Regions from separate parts of the Homo sapiens genome. Here region 1 is linked to region 2. A link is a loop called in an ENCODE intact Hi-C map of the cell type or tissue named here. Cell type or tissue: B cell. All regions are shown on one strand. Each heading gives the region's core, and the rest is flanking DNA. Links, peaks and the distances in the headings are about the cores only.

Evidence for each region. Hi-C counts contacts between places; a loop is a spot of excess contacts. Peaks named below come from ENCODE experiments on the same cell type or tissue, not always from the same donor. Only the 100,000 strongest peaks of a DNase experiment are listed, where the experiment ranks them.
Region 1: it touches region 2 in a loop (10-fold over the local background); 7 of 110 quality-filtered maps call a loop at or near these places.

What each region holds. Positions count from the first base shown.
Region 1 is chr6:8,216,610-8,221,992 of GRCh38, forward strand. The region is part of intron 2 of LOC105374910 (a long non-coding RNA gene); the gene reads left to right. Among named protein-coding and RNA genes, the nearest start is that of EEF1E1-BLOC1S5, 120 kb to the left of the region's middle. In B cell, for the core only: CTCF peaks have their summits at 2,955 (motif pointing left) and 3,155; a DNase peak (open chromatin) is centred at 2,942.
Region 2 is chr6:7,898,635-7,904,017 of GRCh38, forward strand. TXNDC5 (thioredoxin domain containing 5) reads right to left here. Exons shown (of 10, transcript NM_030810.5): 3 at 942-1,047. It overlaps BLOC1S5-TXNDC5 (BLOC1S5-TXNDC5 readthrough (NMD candidate)), which reads right to left. Exons shown (of 13, transcript NR_037616.1): 6 at 942-1,047. Among named protein-coding and RNA genes, the nearest start is that of TXNDC5, 9.5 kb to the right of the region's middle. In B cell, for the core only: no CTCF peak of the experiment used is centred there; DNase peaks (open chromatin) are centred at 597 and 2,157; H3K27ac peaks cover 863 bases.

The DNA of each region.
Region 1 (5,383 bases), core at 200-5,199, 320 kb after region 2:
GTGGGTGACATGACTGGGTCCACATACCTTTAACTTTATGCAGAAAAAAAATCCCAGTAAACTGGCCATCAGAGAAATGCAAATCAAAACCACTATGAGATATCATCTCACACCAGTTAGAATGGCAATCATTAAAAAGTCAGGAAACAACAGGTGCTGGAGAGGATGTGGAGAAATAGGAACACTTTTACACTGTTGGTGGGACTGTAAACTAGTTCAACCATTGTGGAAGTCAGTGTGGCGATTCCTCAGGGATCTAGAACTAGAAATACCATTTGACCCAGCCATCCCATTACTGGGTATATACCCAAATGACTATAAATCATGCTGCTATAAAGACACATGCACACGTATGTTTATTGCGGCATTATTCACAATAGCAAAGACTTGGAACCAACCCAAATGTCCAACAACGATAGACTGGATTAAGAAAATGTGGCACATATACACCATGGAATACTATGCAGCCATAAAAAATGATGAGTTCATGTCCTTTGTAGGGACATGGATGAAATTGGAAATCATCATTCTCAGTAAACTATCGCAAGAACAAAAAACCAAACACCGCATATTCTCACTCATAGGTGGGAATTGAACAATGAGATCACATGGACACAGGAAGGGGAATATCACACTCTGGGGACTGTGGTGGGGTGGGGGGAGGGGGGAGGGATAGCATTGGGAGATATACCTAATGCTAGATGACGAGTTAGTGGGTGCAGCGCACCAGCATGGCACATGTATACATATGTAACTAACCTGCACAATGTGCACATGTACCCTAAAACTTAAAGTATAATAATAAAAAAAAAAGCATGAGTTAGCACTCACTGAGATACTTCTATCATATATTTTTTCTTTTTAATTAATATTTCATGACCAGTTAACCAGCAGTCTGTTATCCTTCTAATAAAGAAAAAGGTATTATAACCAATAAAATATATTTATTGCCCTCATTTTAAAGTCTTGATTAAGGACCCATCCCTCCCTTGTGAAAGTCTTTTTTAAAACATCATCAGAAGTACACAATCAATGGGGAAAGAAGCCCTTGTTTGTTTAAAGAAGAAACATATTCCCCAACAGAAGATATAAAAACATAAGTCTGCAAATAAAACATGTGGGTCTGTTTACTTAGTAGAGATTTTGTATCTGGCTAGTGTAAGTATAGTCATTCTCAATTTTGAGGGATTCAGGAATTTTTGCTTTTGTAAACTCAATATATGAGATATAATGCAACTCGAACATAAGAAAATAACTCGTTTTCATTCGCATTATGAGAAAAGGGATGTAGTGCCTATAGGACCATCTTACATGAACACAACATACATTTCTCTTTTTTTTTGAGACAGAGTCTCGTTGTTGCCTGGGCTGGAGTGCAGTGGCAGGATCTCCGCTCACTGCAAGCTCCGCCTCCCAGGTTCATGCCATTCTCCTGCCTCAGCCTCCCGAGTAGCTGGGACTATAGGCGCCCGCCACCACATCCGACTAATTTTTTGTATTTTTAGTAGAGACGGAGTTTCACCGAACACAACATACATTTCTCAAGTTATGGCTATCAATCATTCTGGAAGCTTGCATTGTGGGTTCCAGCAGTTGGAATCTGTTAAACAGATCTATACTACTGAAAATTCTGTGCAAGACAGCTAGAGAAAGAGCTTAATGAATTCATTCTGAGGTGGCTAGATATCAATTAGCCAGAGTAAGTGAAGAAATTGTAAAGCAAAAGGTGTGTGTAGAGCTCTTCCTTTGTGTGGTGAGAGCTCTTGGTTTTACTCATCAGAGGAGATGCAGAAGACTCCAAGCTGTCTGCACACTGCTGCCATCACTCGAGGGGGTCATTGCTTTAGGAATTTTTCCTAGCTTTTCCTACTTTGATGAATTACTTTGAAATACTTTACTATGCTTCACAATATAAGATTCAAATATAAAAATAAAATCATACAGTTTTAAAAGTAAAATAGAACCTTAGAAAGATTCCACTTTATTTAATTTTTCACTTGAGAGAAAGAAGGTATAAAGAGTTTAAATAATGTGCCTGAGGCAACACAGCTAGCTGGTGGCAAAACTGGGACTAGAATTCACCTCATTCTGCCTTGTGATTTTAGAACTGAAAGAAGCTAATTTCTCATTTGTGCAGCCCATTTCATCAATGGACATTAAAAGTTCTGTTTAAAGTGCTAGTTAATTTACCGATTGCCAGGACTTAGTCAACTGAGGTAAATCCAAAATGTGTTTGATATACTTCAGTAAGCAAAAAGGGTACTTTTTTCAGTAAACTGGAGTTAAAGACGTATTTACTTTTAGGCGGAAAGACTATTTGTAAGGCATTATGACAATTGCTGAATCTAAATCAGTATAAACATAGAATTCCGTTAAAAGTATTTTAAAAATTGGGTTGATTCTGGTTAGTTTGCCAATGAAGTCATTGAATAAATGTTGCAAAAAGCTAGAGAAATCTGTGCAATGTTCAGAATTTGACCTAGATTGCATATGGGTTTTAAAAAATGCCACCACATTCATTATTGTGAGTAATTACTTATAAATATATAACAATACACTTTGCAAATATGAAATGCTCGTGTAGAGTATTAAATGCCGGTAATCCTTAAGTATTCTGAAAAGTAAAATTATTTCCCCAGTTGTTTCTGCTTTCATGTAAAGAGTAATCAATGAGCTTGTTTTTATTAGCATTTCTGTTGGTGTGTTTACGTCTTGATGGCTCAAAGCTTAAAGAAAAAGCAAAGCAATATAAATTCTACTGATAGTAATAAAAATATTAAAGCTGAGAAAGAACCACTTGTAGCTTCATATCTTCATGTGGCTAAGTTGGTTTTGGTGAATTTTCTGTGTAAAAAGCAACCAATAAACTAAACCCAACATCTCCCAACGGCATTTTCTTTTTCTGTGGTTGAATGGTGGAAAGAAGGCAGTAGTGTGCCACCTGGTGGTTCAACATGGATTGACATAGTAGAGTTTCCCCAACCCTGTATTAACCGAATTTAAAACATAACCATTATTTCCTCAGCTACCAATTCTTTCCTCCTTGGAGATATTTATTTTTCTTATTCTAAAGAATACTCATCAGGTACCATTATTCTGTTTGGAGATTGGAAATACGTTAAAATTAAAACAATCACCTCTAATATGCTTCTCACAGCTTGTCTATCCACAGACATTTGCCATTTGTGTTATACCTATGATATTTAATTACATTCAGATACAACTAAGGACTAGAAATAAAAATAATGCCATCCCAGGGTGGGCATGGTGGTGCACACCTGTAATCCCAGCACTTTGGGAGGCTAAGGAGGGCAGACCATTTGAGCCCTGGAGTTTGAGACCAGCCTGGGCAATATAGTGACACCCCATGTCTGCAAAAAATACAAAAATTAGCTGAGCATGATGGTGCATGGCTGTGGTCCCAGCTACTCTGGAGGCTGAGGTGGGAGGATTGCTTGAGCCCAGGAGGTTGAGGTTGCAGTGAGCCTTGATCGCACCACTGCACTCCAGCCTGGGCGACAGAGAGAGGCCCTGTCTTACACACAGAGACAAAAGATTGAGAAGGAAGGACTTATTACAATATAATATGACATTATGCCCTTGATATGACATGTTACTGATGTCAGTGTGCTAGAAATGGAGATACATTAACAAGATATCGCCTCTTTGAGTGAAGATGAAGTGATCTTGAATAAAGAACACCAAAGTTTCAAACCAGAAATGCATACTTTGTTTTATATGCCTACACAAAAGAAAATCTTTATCCACAATTTATATTTTTTAAAAATCAGATGAATGCATTTTACTCTTTTTCTAACAGTGTCTGTTTTTTCATTTTCTACTTGAATGGAATGCAAATTTATACTATAACTTCTAAGATTATAACCTTTTTAAAAGCCTTCATAACCTCAAGAATCCCAGCAGGCCAGGTTAAATAACAGCATGACTGCTTTCAGCCAAAGGCCTATGCAAAGCTAGAGCAAAAAAAAAAAAAAAAAAAAAAAAAATTTCTTCAAAATATATCTGTTTCAGACAGAAGAAAATTAGGATTTGACAGGAGTAGAAAAAAGTATGATTTCAAGTTTAATTCTGCAAGGTGAACTTCAGAACACTACCTCATTGATTGGGCTGATTTAGCAGCACTGTCTAAAATTCTTCTGGCTCTGATTTTAAAGGCAATCTTTGCACTAGGACAAAAGATCAAAAGTTAACATCTGGATTGGTGATAGTAAATTACCATTTCTGGTTTTTTTTCTTCAGTGATATTAATTACAATACCCCTCACCCAGTGAAACTTCAGCAAGGATTTTAGATAAATAAGGCACAATCTGAGGTAGAATGAGAATCTTGAAACCCTATCCTAAGCTCAAGGATAGTACAAAAATAGATTTTTGGGCTAGAGTTGTAAGATGGATCTGCCATACACATGTAACAGACATACCATAGTCTAGAATGCAAAAGCTTATCTAGACTTGAGAAAGGCAGGGTTAACTGTGGAGAGTAACATTTTGTGGTCACTGTTGAATGTACTCTTTCAAATAGGTAAAGTGCATACTGATTAGGCTGAGCATCTGATTAAACATCAAATTGTAGAAATCAGTGTTTATTTGAAAAGTGAACTGAGCATTCACATAGATGAAGTAATTTCTGGTATCTTAATAGACAGCCTCTGAACTACAGAATCCCATCAATTCTGTAGTTGGGATGGCATTATTGTTATTATTATTTTGAGACAAGTTCTCGCTCTGTCACCCAGGCTGGAGTACAGTGGCATGATCATGGCTCACTGCAGCCTCAACCTCCTGGGCTCAAGTGATCCTCCTGCCTCAGCCTCCCAGGTAGCTGTGACTATAGGTGCACACCACCATGCCTTTTAATTTTTTTGTAGAGATGGGATGTCACTATGTCACCTAGGCTGGTCTCGAATTCCTGGACTCAAGCGATCTTCCCACCTCTACCTCCCAAAGTGCTGGGATTACAGGCTTGAGCCACTGTGCCCAGCCCCAGTCATTTTTATACAAAGCCAGATGTCTGAATATTCTAGTGAGCGGCATCTACAGTTCTTGGTGCAAACTTTGAAGCAAATGTTATAGCTCCATCAGGCATATGCAAATCACTGTCCAAAGTCTTATTGATGAGAGAAACCAGCTTCATTGGGTTATAATCAAATCATAGCTCACTGCAGCCTCAAACTCTTGGGGTCAAGGATCCTCCTGCCTCAGTCTCCCGAGTAGCTGGGGCTACAGGCATGTGCTACCACTCCCAGCTTATTAAAATATTGTAAAGGTGGAATCTTGCTATATTGTTCAGGCTGGTCTTGAACTCCTGGCCTAAAGTGATCCTCTTGCCTCAGCCTCCCAAAATGCTTGTATTACAGGTGCAA
Region 2 (5,383 bases), core at 138-5,137:
GAACACGAGTGTTTTTCCAGTCCCTCTCCAACACAGCAGCATGACCCACCAGGTCTACCCGGCATCCAGGGACCTGAGCACTCGGCATTAATCAGAAGGCACCACCCACAAAGGAACACTTAACCAGTGGTTTATGATCATGATGATTTATAAAAAAGTGAAGACTTCCAACATCAACTGGGGAGGGGGAGGATTATAAATCCTTTTTAGTACATAATATTCTAAGAGTCTACAATCTCCTGATATTAGCCTTAGTAAGGGAAGTGCATTAAGACACAGAGTATTAATGGTACAAAATGATGTTATAAGCAAAGCCCATTAGAGACTCGGGGACTGAGCACCGAGAAGAAAAGGAAGGATCCACCCTACGGGTACAGCTGTCGGGCTAGGCCCGAGCCAGAGGGCTGCAGGTGGTGGAGGGCAAAGGTCGGGGGGATGGGAGGAGGCTCCAGTGCTGGCTTGGATAGGAGATTCTAGGCTGGGCCCAGCCCTGACCCCAGGTGGTCCAGAGTCAGTCTCTGATGCTGGGGTACAGTTGTGAACTGTATTACCTGTGACAGTGGCAGGGTGGCAGTGTTAACAAAGAGTAAGTGCTTATCTGTGAGGCCACACAAGTGACTTCCCTGAAGACTGACTACAGCCAAACAAGGCGCAGGGTGGTGGGGAAGACAAACACCAAAATGGTGGTAACTGCTGAAACTCAGGGTTTAGCCTTCTCTTGACTTTTGTGCACATTTAGGTATTTCCACACCAAAAAGTTTCTGTAAAAGTTCATCTTTACCTGTAATACCAATAAGCTCCAAAAAAAGTAGAGTTGCTTTAAAATGGCAGCCTTAATCATTAACCTCAACTGGCCTCTGCCCCGTTACATATTACCCCAAAGATGTAGGCAGGGAGAGAGGGAGGGAGGGAGGGAGGGAGGGAAGGAGGTAGACACTCACCACTGGCTCCTCGTTCAGTGTCTGCAGCATCCAGTTTTCCAGTGTCTGGAAGTCCCGAGGACCCTGGTACTTCACAGCTTCTTGGCCTGGCTTGAAAAGCTTTAAGCTGAAAGAATAACAAAGGATTAGACAGAGCAAAAAGAAAGTTGTCTTATCAGAGAGCAAACTCATTTAGTGAAACAATCAGAAAATGAGCTGTCAAGGGGCTGCAGCCAGGCATGTATCTGCTCCTCTCTGATAAAAAGGAAACAAACATAACGTTCCAGGAGATAATACATTCAGTTAATCCTAAACTTTCAGAAGTTTCTGGTTTTATTCAAGGAAAACTAAAATGAGGTGAAAACTTCCAGCCCGCTGCTGTGACTGAGGCCTCAAAAGCTACAGTACTCAGTGCTCCTCTGCAGCAGCCTCGGGCCTTCCCTGCAAGCTACTGTTATGCTTTCCCGGCTTCAGCAGTTGTTGTCTGTGTTCAAATTAGGACTGGAGCAGACACGGTGTTGTTTTGCAATTAAGGTATTCTTCCAGGCCACCTGGCAGGTATTCAACTCTTACAAGGCCTGAATATCCAGTTACTGTGAGAATTCAAGTTTCCAGCTATAAGAACATCCTTGACATTGACTGATGCTGTCCATTCACCTTCCCATAGAGAAGGAATCTTTTCTTTTTCCTACAAATGTTGGCCTCTGAAGGAATCTGCAGAGAGGATACGGGAGTAGGTCCTTTAACCATAAGCAAAAGACATCACCAGAGGATGAAATTAACACTCAGTTCCTGTATCCCTCCAGCAGTCACGGGAAAACGTGCTCTAATACTCTAGATAAAAATTCATAGAAGGTGTCAAGGATAGGCAAAAATGTGACTACCAATAGAAGAAAAAAGAAATACAGAGTACCATTTGTTAGCAAGCCTGCTCATCTAAACACCCCTGCCACTTCTACAGCGCGTATGTGGATTTTGTGAGTAAATGCCCAATGTACGGTATCAGAATTGTAAGACGGCAACATATGTAAAATCTGACATGAAGGTTTGAATAGTGTCTTAGTTCAACGGCTGTAACAGAAGACCACAGATTGGGTGTCTTAGAAACAACAGAATCTATTTCGCCTAGCTCTAGAGACTGGGAAGTCTGAGATCAAGGTGCCAGCAGAGTCAGTGTCTGGTGAGGGCTTTCTGGTTCACAGATGGTGTCTTCTTGCTGTGCCCTCACATGGCAAAAGGGGAAACAGAACTCTCTGGGGCCTCTTTCATAAGGTATGCAACCCTATTCATGAGAGCTCCACCCTAATAACCTGCTCCCTCTCAAAGGCCCCACCTCCTATTGCCAGCATTGGGGATTAGGATTTCCCCTATGAATGCTGGGGTACACACACATTCAGTCCAAAAAAAAATGGCTAATTCTCCTTAAAATGAAGTCACATGGCTAGATTAGGCTTTGAAATTAGTATCAGCATACTGGCCTTACCCAGAACCTAAGATGGTATGATGGGGCATAGGTAGGGTCCCTAATGTGTCTCCAGTGCAGAATATACACCCAGCTTCCTCAGCAGCTCAGACTCTCATAACCACAAAAAACAGCCAAAACTTAACTAGATTTGGCCAGTACACCGGCTACGTCACGAAGTTCAACATGATAAGCAACTGCAACATCTGCGGTATCAAAGATGATTGCCCTCACCTAGCCTGGCACCTCCCCAGGCTCCCACAAGGTGTGTTCCGCACCTGGAAACAGAAACTGCTTCCTGCACGGCTCTGCCTCCCGCTAACGCTCTTCAGGAAGGGAAATGGGTGGATCCTCAAGACATCAGAAAGGACCAGGGACGGTCACACTTGTGTCTTTGCTAAAAGTAAAATACAGTAAGACCTAGCCTATGATTTTTTTGTAATTTGCTATTCATTTGCAAAACAAATAATTTAAAAAAAACCATCTTCTTGTTGTTGGACTGATAATCGTTCTAACCTGCCCAGGAAGTCTGAGATTCTTCCTCGGTAAGTTCACAGAGCCCAGGGACAGAGCGGACACTTCTGGTCCAGACCTTGCAGTGAGTTTGGGACATCTGACTTCAATTCTCACTGTCGACAGGGGTGAGGGAGGTGATGGAGACTGGGCCACAGGGTACAAGCCCAAACAAAGTATTGCCCCAGATTTCCGCTATTACCAAGCCTCCACATGGGCATTTGAGTCTCCTTTTTCAAGGAGACTGCAGGGAGAAAATCCCCATGTAGGTACTGCCTTGGCAAACAGCATGATGAAAGTTCTACTACCGTAGACAGTGTTATCAGTTGAACTGTGTCCTGCAAGACAGATCTGTGTAAGTCATAACCATCAATCTCAGAAGGTGACCTTATTTAGAATAAGGTCTTTACAGAGATATTCAAGTTAAAATGAGGTCACTAGGATGGGCCCCAATCTAGCATGACTGGTGTCCTTGTAAGAAGGGTTTGGACACAGAGAGACACACACACACAGAGAGAGAAGGGCATGTGAGGACAGAGGACGGCAGTGATGCATCTACAAGCCAAGGAACGCCAAAGATGACCAGGAAACCAACAGGAGCCAGGACGAGGCAAGGGAGGATTCCCCTACAGGTTTCAGAGGGAGCATGACCCTGCTGGCTCCTTGATTTAGGACCTCTGGCCTCCAGGACTGCAGAGAATACATTTCTATTGTTTCTGGCCACCCGGTTTGTGGAACTTTGTTACAGCAGCCTAGGAAACTAACACAGGTAGTTCCCCCCGTCAGTCCTGCCCTGCTGTAATGATTCATGACTGGCCCAACAGGAAGACCTCAAAACATTTTCCTGAGCACAGCCAGCCATCTCTAGGGAGCGTGGGAGCCCAAACTCCCTGCCCCTCCAATCCTTTACTCCAGTTACACTTGCCAGGAAAGAATAACGTGAAAGCTCATGTCCTGACACATGCCTGGACTCAGGCAGGTACAGTCGTCACCTGCCTCGGGCCTCACAACCACTCTATGGGATGGGCACTTGTCTTAGAGGAGTCAAAGCTCGCTCAAGTCAATCTACAGATGCCCCAGTGCGACCACATTGCACACAGCACATTCCACCTCCTGCATTCTCGGGGGGAAAATAATCTGTTCTTGGAGCTTCTGCAGGGCAGTGATGGTCACAGAGGTTCCTTCCCAAACTGTGTTCAGTGTGGTGTACGTTCATTTTTGTTCTTTTTAATAACACAAAACCAGCCATGGTTTACTTGGGGAGACCAGCTCTTCTCATTAAAAATCTAAACACATGATCCAACATGGGCCTTTTTAAATTTGTGACTTTTTACATTTGTGACTTTTTAAATTTGTGATGGTTTTTGGTGAATACCAACTATGGAGTAGCTGATATTGCAGCTGACAGCTGTTATGGCCAGGCTGAGGTGGAAGCCTTCACTTCCTTCTCTGAAGCCCCATAACACATACCACTCTCAGCTCCATTACAGGTCCTGTGTCACCTTCCCTGTGGCATGGTGTGTGATGCACATAGTCTCAGGCCACAGATGGTCAGCAGGTTAAGAGGAAAGACACCACAGCCAGCTCACCCCTGCTGCCCCTGAACTTTGAAAGCAACAGTTTCTCAACAGGTAAGCATTCACCTCCTCGCCCTCATCTCTGCTCACTACCTGCTTCTTTGGGATGCTCTTGATCCATACTTTCAATGCAATACTATAAAGCATAGAATAGTTAATGCTTTTACGTAGATACAGATAGTAAGCAATTTTATCTCCATTGATCTGATTTAAAGTAAACCCAAATTATGGCACTTACATTAGCAAGCAGTCACCAAAGACCAAGAATTCCAGGGTCCTTTGTGGAAACGCCCACATTTCCAAATGGTAGGGAAAACCCTAACATGTATTGGGTGTGCTCAGATTGGTGTCTGCACACATTCCATGTAAGTCCTGTAACAATGTTTGGGGGATCACCTTACTTACAGGTTAAGTGATGAGGTCAGAGCTGGGTGGTAAGTAAATGGTAGAGCTGGGATTTGACTACGACTTCTAGGTTCAAGCCTGGAGATCCCTCCACTTTTCTGCCTCCCAGGTTTGAATATAAGCTCCAATTTTTTGCTTTATTGATGGACCCCTATATTATTCAATTAAGCAATAAATTGTATAGAATTGACTTCATTCCTCAATTGAAACAAACAGCAAGGAAGTGACCGTGGCAATCCCTCCACCTCCTTCAGAAACAGCTTCTTCTCTTTTTTGAAGAACTGCTTTTCCCTCCAACACTTGGCACATGGTGTGAATGGGCATGTGTCTTGCTATAAGCTCCTGTTTCCCTGGCCACAGTGACTATTCCTGGAACGAACATTCCAGCCAAGCAGGGCCAGTCAGTGGTGGGCCCTTCTGTGCAAACAGAGATACAGGCCTGGAAAGCCGTCATCTCAAGGGAGGTGCAGGAGAAACAGACCCCAGGCCCCTGGAGCTGGCTCTCA